Linked DNA regions of Homo sapiens: regions 2 and 3 are each linked to region 1. Evidence: chromatin contacts called from ENCODE Hi-C or POLR2A ChIA-PET data. All regions are on one chromosome and are shown on one strand. Each heading gives the region's core, a stretch centred on a gene start or an enhancer-like site at or near the end of the contact. The rest is flanking DNA. Distances are from core to core; before and after follow the strand shown. Region 1 holds the start of PPP2R5E (protein phosphatase 2 regulatory subunit B'epsilon). Region 2 holds the start of CHURC1 (churchill domain containing 1). Region 3 has its middle 33 kb from the start of HIF1A.

Evidence for each region. Hi-C counts contacts between places; a loop is a spot of excess contacts on that map. ChIA-PET counts read pairs that join two places held with the same protein, here RNA polymerase II (POLR2A). Pooled maps may share reads with other maps.
Region 2: a map of B cell shows a loop between it and region 1 (7-fold over the local background). The contact joins the promoter of CHURC1 here to the promoter of PPP2R5E in region 1. A Hi-C loop is called at or near these places in 2 of 168 maps with a recorded cell type or tissue (B cell and CD4-positive, alpha-beta memory T cell) and 7 of 50 pooled maps.
Region 3: a map with no recorded cell type shows a loop between it and region 1 (9-fold over the local background). The contact joins the enhancer-like site here to the promoter of PPP2R5E in region 1. A Hi-C loop is called at or near these places in 1 of 37 single-sample maps with no recorded cell type and 5 of 50 pooled maps. POLR2A ChIA-PET finds 5 or more read pairs at or near these places in 1 of 52 experiments (WTC11).

The regions. Positions count from the first base shown.
Region 1 is chr14:63,542,091-63,544,790 of GRCh38, reverse strand. PPP2R5E (protein phosphatase 2 regulatory subunit B'epsilon) reads left to right here and starts at 1,414. Exons shown (of 14, transcript NM_006246.5): 1 at 1,414-2,012. It overlaps LOC112268140 (loricrin-like), which reads right to left and starts at 2,007. Exons shown (of 1, transcript NR_158218.1): 1 at 127-2,007. RefSeq lists enhancers at 1-11, 1,099-1,308, 371-1,362 and silencers at 1,599-1,738, 1,779-1,918.
Region 2 is chr14:64,913,132-64,915,831 of GRCh38, reverse strand. CHURC1 (churchill domain containing 1) reads right to left here and starts at 1,377. Exons shown (of 4, transcript NM_001386928.1): 1 at 1,298-1,377. The coding sequence starts at 1,336. It overlaps CHURC1-FNTB (CHURC1-FNTB readthrough), which reads right to left and starts at 1,471. Exons shown (of 14, transcript NM_001202559.1): 1 at 1,298-1,471. The coding sequence starts at 1,417. RefSeq lists enhancers at 1,108-1,377, 1,528-1,577.
Region 3 is chr14:61,661,276-61,663,975 of GRCh38, reverse strand. No RefSeq gene overlaps it. Among named protein-coding and RNA genes, the nearest start is that of HIF1A, 33 kb to the left of the region's middle. Within about 2 kb of position 1,300, at least 18 of the 41 ENCODE cell types and tissues checked have a DNase peak (open chromatin) inside an H3K27ac peak, as active enhancers do.

The DNA.
Region 1 (2,700 bases), core at 165-2,664:
GCAGGAATATTTTTATCTTTCATGGCACAAAATTATTTTTCCACTCAAGAGCCATTTCTGGGAGTGTGCAAAGAAAATTTCAAAACTCTAGTGTTTAACAACACAAACAGGAGAAATGCAAATGCATTTTTCGTTGTCACTTGTACATATGGTACATATAGTTTTATTTATATATAGCTCTATTCCCTAACCGTATCGAAAAGATGATATAATGCTGAGGGAAAAAACTAGGCTACAGATCGACACACATTATTAACATAAAGAGAAAAAATACTAAAAGGAAGTATGCAAATACTGTAAGTGGTTATCTCTGAGTTGAGAAAATAAGAATGTTAATTTTTTTGTCCCCCCCCCCAATTTCTAAGTTTTGAACAACTGGTACTCTGACGTTTGTAGTTAGCATTAATAATTTCTTTCTTCCTTTTTTCCTCTCAAAAAATGTACGTAGGGTGCATTCAAATACATTAATCCAAGAATATTATCTGGAAATGTACCATTTGGCCGTCTGCATTCACCAAGCATGCAAACACATCTCCAAATATCTCATCACTTGTTCTAGATAGATTTAAGTAGTCTTCTCCATTAACTCTTTCGGGTCCAACTTGCCAATTAAAATCTCGAAACTCCTAGTTTGGAGCTGGGTCTTTCCGAGCTCTGAGCAGTCGGCTGACTGGCGGGTTATTCTGAATGAATAGACTGCAAACTGTGGCGACAGCGTTCCCACCTGCATTAATTAAACGAGCGCTGGCTTCAACGCTACAGGGGTCTGATATTCAAAACAGACGTTTAAGGAAAAGGAGATGAGGTGAGAGAAAATTCGAAGAAGGTTCAGCGGAGAGCGACTGCTGGGGGTTTCAAGGGGCCCATTTACACAAGCAGTGGCACACCGGCACGGGCGGGGGATCTTATTCCTGCCTACGCATCACAGGGTCCCGTCCAGAGTGGGACTCCCCAAACCCTGAGGGGCCACACTAGCTGCAGGGCGGGATCAAGTCTCCGGGGCTCCCCGACCCTTAGACGACCCGAGCCCTTGGAATCCTCCGGTCCAAGACGACCGCCGCCCAAAGGCTCCGCACAGCACGGAAAGCCAGCCCGCTGATCCGCTAGTCGCACACCTCCCGGAATTAAAGAGCTCCTCTCAGGCCCAGCGGCTTCTCACTTCAGCTTGCCCCACTGCCGGGCGGAAGCGGCGGCTGCACCGCCCGAGATCGCGGCTGCATCCGGGTTCCTCAAGCTTCGGCCCAATCCTCGACCTTCTCTCTTCCCACCCTCCCGTTTCTCCGCCCTCCTGCCGCCAATCCCTGATCAGGTCTCAGCCGAACATGCTGTCAGGGGAGTGAAGGCGGATACTGGCCAATGAGGCCTCGCTTCCCGTTTGAAGTCTCCAGTGGGCGGGCGCCGGAGGCGGGCGCTGCTGGCCAGAAGGTTCGGTTGCGCGTGTGCCATGGACTCAGCCGCCCGGTGATATTGACAATAGGAGAGAGAAAGGGGCATTGACTGGGACCCACCGCGGGTAGCGAAAGGTGGCTCTGGCAGCGGCGGCTCCAGCTCCTGCGGCTCCTCCTCCTTATTCTGTCCCCTTCTCTTGCTGCCGCTGCAGATCCAGTCTTCCTCCCTCCCTTCCCCCCCTCCCCACGTCGTCGCCGCCGCCGCCGGGTCCGGGGCAACGAGCTGAGGCGCCGCCCGCCAGGAATGTGAGCGAGGAGCCACCGGCGGAGCCGCAACGGGGTCGGTGCCGATTTGATGGGACGGGCCCGCGGGGGAGGATCGTGAGGCCGCCGCCGCCACCGGAACGCTGAGGTTCGGGTCCGGCCGTGAGGCCTAGAGGCTCCGCCGCCGCGGAACCGGAGGGACCCCGTACCGGACAGCCGTCGCCCCAGGCTCCCCGCAGCTGCCCGGACCTCCCCCTGCACGTCCCGGTCCCGCCGCCCGCCCCCGCTGCGGCCACCTCGCCCGTCTCCCGCCCCTCCAAGCCACAGATCATCTTTGGATTCTTCCCCAGAAGCTTCAAGGTAACTTAGTCCCTCCAGCACCGCGGCTCGCCCGCTTCCCTTCTTCCTCCCGGTCCTCCTGGGGAACCTATGGGGCACCGGCCTTGGGAAGGCCTGGCCGGGCAGGCGAGGGGTGCGGTGGGGTGGGGTGCGGGAGCGGGAGCGCCCGTCCCACTTGTCTGATTTACCTACAAATGCTTCTGATGATACCTCTCATTCACTCTGCCCCCTCCCCCCTTTTTCTCCACCTTCTGGGATTGGAGGCGTTTTCTTGCCCCCCTTTATCCACTGGCGGGGGCGGGGAATAAAGAGGGGTTTGGTGTGAGGAGGATTCTCTAGCAGCTTATCGTCTCCAGGGCTTGGGGTGTGGGTTAGGAGCAAAGGGAGTATGTAAGCATCCCCACAGACAAACCCCTTCCCTGTCTTTCCCTACTTCCCCTTACCCCCTTTGGATTATCCTGAGCCATGGAAATGCCCCATGCCTGCTGATTAGAGGATGATAAAGCTTCGGGAGCCCTGGCCCAGGGCGAAACCTGTTTCCCTGGGCTTTGCACGGACCCGCTGTTACCTTACGTTCAGTTTTGCAGTGCTTCAGGGTTGCGATCCTTGACGTTTATTCTGGGCCTCGGGCATAAGGGGTAAATGATTTTTTTAAAAGCTACCTATATATCGTCTGTAGAGATGAGAGATAAGGAATAAAGAAGAGACG
Region 2 (2,700 bases), core at 128-2,627, 1.4 Mb before region 1:
TACTTTTCCAATCTACTACAAAAATAATGCTGTTATGAACACTTATTTATAAAAGTCTTCAGAAGCATATACACATGCATTTTTCTAGAATGGGAATCACTGGGTCATGTCTGTATTTTATAAGGCTCACCCGCTTTTTCAAAGTAGTTGTACTACAGGAGAATTCATACTGTTATACATGCTACTCAAAAGCCTAAGTATTACCCATAAGATACTAAGACATAAGGAACTACAGAGACTTTCTCCCTCCTTCCCAACCAATGCACAAATTCCATTTCTGTAATTTTCCCCCATCCTCCAGCTCCTCACCTTCTTTTCTACCCTAATTACAACTGTCCTTCAAGTCTTAGATGATGTCCACCTTTTCTCAGGGGAGAACAGCACTATCCCCTATTGCCCTCCCCTTTCCCTAAACTTGAATAGCATTTCTGAACTGAGCTACTCATTTTTTGTTAGTCACATACTCCCCAAAACTGTAAGCTGTTAGGCAGCACCAAAGGTGCCTTTTAATTTCTTCTCTGAAACAAATAATCCAGCTGGACGTGGTGGCTCATGCCAGTAATCCCAGCACTTTCGGAGGCCAAGGCGGGAGGATCACTTGATCCCAGGAATTTGAGACCAGCCTGGGCAACAGCAGCACCCTGTCTCAAAGAGAGGAGAAATAATCCCTTTCTGGCCTAGCAAAGTAATCTAACTACACATATATAAATGTTCAACAAGGATGCCTTGAATGAATGAGAATAGACAAGCTTTGCAAACTCCTGAACCTGAAAGTAACTGAGATTCAGAAGGCGGTAACAGGCAGGAAACCTAAATTCTAGTCCTGGCTCTCATCCATGCAACTAGAATGTGAACTTGGGCAAGTGATTTCCCCTCTCTGGGCATCGGTTTCTTCATCTGCAAAAGTGTTAGAACAGATGACCACAGAGGTCCCCTCCAGCGCTAGAATTCGGTAAGAAAATTGTACTTCATCAAATCGAGCTTGAGGATGAGACCGGAAGTGGGGGTGGGGGAGTCCCTCGGTTGTCGACGGGGGTTGTGGTGGTGGTGGGGTTCCTCTGTTGCTCCTTGGAGCTCAAGAGAACGGCCACTACAACTGAGGTCAGCCGCCAGGGCGGGTACCAGAGGTGCAGACCGCCACAGGCCATCCCTGGTGTGCCTAAATACCGCTACTGGGTCACCGGGACCGGCAGTGCGGCCGAGTCCGCCCCACGTACGGCCTCTCTGGGAAGGCCAGCCTTGGATATGAGACACCTCGGGGGCCGCCCGCGGGCCAAGGGAGCGCCCAGTCGCTCACCCGGTTGGGATATTCCTTCTCCACACAGTCGCCACACATCGCGACGCAGTCAACAGGGAATGTCCTCCAACGCTTCCGGGAAGACGAAACCTCGCGAGAACTGAGATACGGTTGCCGCATGCGCCCAAGTACTCGACTCCTGGGTATTCCGTCTCGGGAACCGAGCCGAAGTCTCCGCCCCTTAGCAACTGTTGTCAAGGCAGGGCACAGTCTCCTTGGCACCGTGCGTGGGCAAAGGGTGGGGCTTCAGAAACCTTTGGAGACAGACGAAGAAATCTTGTGCGCTAACAGATGTGACGGGAAGGGAAAGGGATCTTGGGCTGAGCGAAGTTCTCACAGACACCTTCCTGAGCTTAGGCTGACAAGAAAGGCAAATCACGACACACAAGAAAGGGAATTATTTCTCGCTACCGCATATACAAATCTGAAATGTTAATGAATACATTTCTGTACCATTTCTTAAGGCAATGAGAGTGAATAAGAGACCAGATCTCAGCAGGTGAATAAACAGTAACCGAAGTGTTTGGGAAGAGACACTCAGAGTGCTGCAGAAAATCTCCTAAAAAAACACTTAAAATATTAGTAATAATTGGTCATTCCAGAGTCCTCTGGAGGACATAGCAACGAGGAACGTATTTCTATCTCTCTCAGGTGTCACAGAAGCACCTCAGTGGCGGGCAAGCACTATGTAAATAGAAAAATGGCCAGGTCATCAGCCATCCCATTACTGGGTATATACCCAAAGGATTATAAATCATGCTGCTATAAAGACACATGCACATGTATGTTTATTGTGGCACTATTCAGAATACCAAAGACTTGGAACCAATGCAAATGTCCATCAATGATAGACTGGATTAAGAAAATGTGGCACATATATACCATGGAATACTATGCAGCCATAAAAAAGGATGAGTTCATGTCCTTTGTAGGGACACGGATGAAGCTGGAAACCGTCATTCTGAGCAAACTATCGCAAGGACAGAAAACCAAACACCGCATGTTCTCACTCATAGGTGGGAATTGAACAATGAGAACACTTGGACACAGGGTGGGGAACACCACACACCGGGGCCTGTCGTGGGGTGGGGGGAGGGGGGAGGGATAGCATTAGGAGATATACTTAATGTAAATGACGAGTTAATGTGTGCAGCACACCAACATGGCATATCTATACATAGGTAACAAATCTGCACGTTGTGCACATGTACCCTAGAACTTAAAGTATATTAAAAATAAATAGATTTCAAAAATTATCTAATTGAATTGACTGCAGATATTTTGATTTCAGATTTGCACATCCATTTATAAATGACCTATTGGTTCACAGATTAAAAAACCAATAAACATATGTGCTTCCAAGAAAAGAAAGAAAGAAAGAAAAATGGCCAGGTCAGTTGTTC
Region 3 (2,700 bases), core at 51-2,550, 1.9 Mb after region 1:
GAGACTCTGTCTCTATTTCAAAACAAGCAAACAGCTTAGAAAATCATTTTCTTTAACTCTTACCTCTGATGCTTTTAATTATGTGTTCTCTTATGGTGATTGGCTGGGGTTAAAATATTCTGTAGCATTGCTTTGCATCATAGCCCCAGAGAAAATGAAAGGGGAAGAAGGAGTTAGCTTCCCTTTTCCCCGCTGTTCTGCCTGCTTCCTGTTTCAGAAAAATTAAAATAAGGTGTGAACAGCCACTTTCTCTTGAACATATTCTTCCATATATACTGGGGTAGGGTGAGGCATGTATTTGTGGGGGCTGGAGGATGGCCTCTGTTACAAAATTTCCTATGGACATTCCTTATCTACACTAGTGGGGAACAATGAAAATTACTTGTACAATGAACATCACTTATACAGGACGCGTATTACGGTACATTCTAATTTTTAAAAATATCAACTCACATAAAGAGGAGGCCAACCCTGACTTATCTCATGGGCAAGCTGTATGGCACAAATGAAATTACTAATGTGAAAGTGTTCGGTCAACTCTAAAGGTCCTTACAAGTTTGTGGGTTTTTTTTTTTTTTCAGACAGAGTTTTGCTCTTCTTGCCCAGGCTAGAGTGCAATGGCATGATCTCGGCTCACCGCAACCTTCACCTCCTGGGTTCAAGCGATTCTCCTGCCTCATCCTCCGGAGTAGCTGGGATTACAGACGCCCGCCACCACGCCCAGCTAATTTTGCATTTTTAAGGGAGACAGGGTTTCTCCATGTTGGTCAGGCTGGTTTCGAACTCCCAACCTCAGGTGATCCGCCCACCTCAGCCTCCCAAAATACTGGAATTACAGGTGTGAGCCACCACGCCTGGCCACGTTTGAGGTCTTTTTAATGATTAGAAATTTCTTATACTCTGGCATCTGTAGAATCCATTCAAAGCCATAAATTTCTGCTTCTTTCCCACACCTGGTGGGAGAAATGGGGGAATAGGCCCACAAATCGCCTTGGCTTTTGTGGTCTCCCAGTATGCTCTTTTGCATGGACAGAAAAATGAGGGAAATGCTTTTACCTTCATCAAACCTATTGGAAATGGTTAAGTTTCCCTTCTTTTGACTAAAACAAAACTAAAAACCACAAGAAACCTACTCAAGATTGGCTCATATGAATCACATCCTGTGTGGAACCCTGTCCTGTGTCAATGACACTTAGACACAGAGCAAAGAAGGGAGAGGGTGGGTCACTGTTTCTAAATGCAACGAAGGGCACTTTCATTAAAGCACTAAGGCTGCATGCTCAACAGGTTTAGCATGACTCAGCAAGATGGGTCACTGAACACCATCCACCCAAGGGCAAATGAGCTTGTCCAATCACATGACCTACAAGATCAGGGGATAGCAAACCAGACCTATGGTTTGCTGAACAGCCTGCACAAGCCAGTCCCGTTACATACAGAACAGTCAGAGGAGAAGGTCACCGCCAGGGCAGTGGAGACCACTGCGGATCCTCTTCTCAACACTGCTCTACCATGTTACCTTGTGTCTAGTTGTGTGTCTGCCAACCACTTCTACAGAAGGTGCTGAGGCAAACCTCCTCAAAGGTTCTGATTTGGATCTTCCATTTGGAGAAGACTTTGAGTCTGTCCATATTCGTGGCTTTTTTTTCTTGCACTGGGAACTGATGCATTGCAGACACAAATGAGCCCAATGTATTTTAAGCGAGAAAAAGTTCCCACCCTCACCACCAATTACACCCTTGTCATTTTTTTCTTGTTCTAGTACCTACGTGTGATTTAGTACTTTCCGAGCATTCCATTCTTTCTGAAAGCATAAGCACTAATATGTGTAATTTGCTTGCCTTGTCATTCTGAAATCTTTTAATGCATACAGTTCAGACATCCTGTTTGTTTAATATGAGCAATGCCAACTTTATTTACTGTAATAAATGTACTTCTTTATTCTTCTGGAAAAAAAGGGAAATTAATTGAAAAAGACACATTTAAGCTATTCCAGTGTGTAATACAGAGGCTGCTGGTAAAATATAATACAATGTCAGGGAATTCCACAATCTTGTTTGCTTTTTGGTTTCATTTTCATATTTTTCTTAAATATGGCATTGCTACAGTACAAAGTAGAAGAACATATTTTAGTGTCTGATTCACAGTCTCTTTACTAACTTTGGAACTTTAAAACCTGGGCAACTCTGATAGTGAGAGGGTTCAAGAAAATTGACATATGTGGTGAAATGTACTTTTGTGGCCTAGCTTTGCGTTTCAGAGCTGTTATACAGTCAGATTTTTTTAAATGAATATCTGCAACTGTTCCAACAATTCTGGTTTATGAAAATGTTGCTGGTTTTGCATAGGAACTTCATAACCTGCATGATATTACTCATGGGTATTTGTGGGTTTTGCTTTAGATATGGAAAGGACGCCTCTTGGCAAACATATTTTTTCTTTTGCTTCTCAGAGGTTTTGTATTCAGCTCAAAAATCCCCAGTATCTGTTTCCTTAGGTTCATGGGCTCCTTTAAACTTTACATTTGTATTTCTATTTTTTTTTCCAGTCAACTTCATGGATGTTTTGGAACGTCCTTTGTGCAAATTCACTCCCCAATGTTGCAGAGAGATTTTGCTTCCTTTTACCCTCTTCCAGTTGATTTTCTTTTCTTTTTTTTTCTTTTTTTTGAGACAGAGTCTCATTGTCATCCAGGCCAGA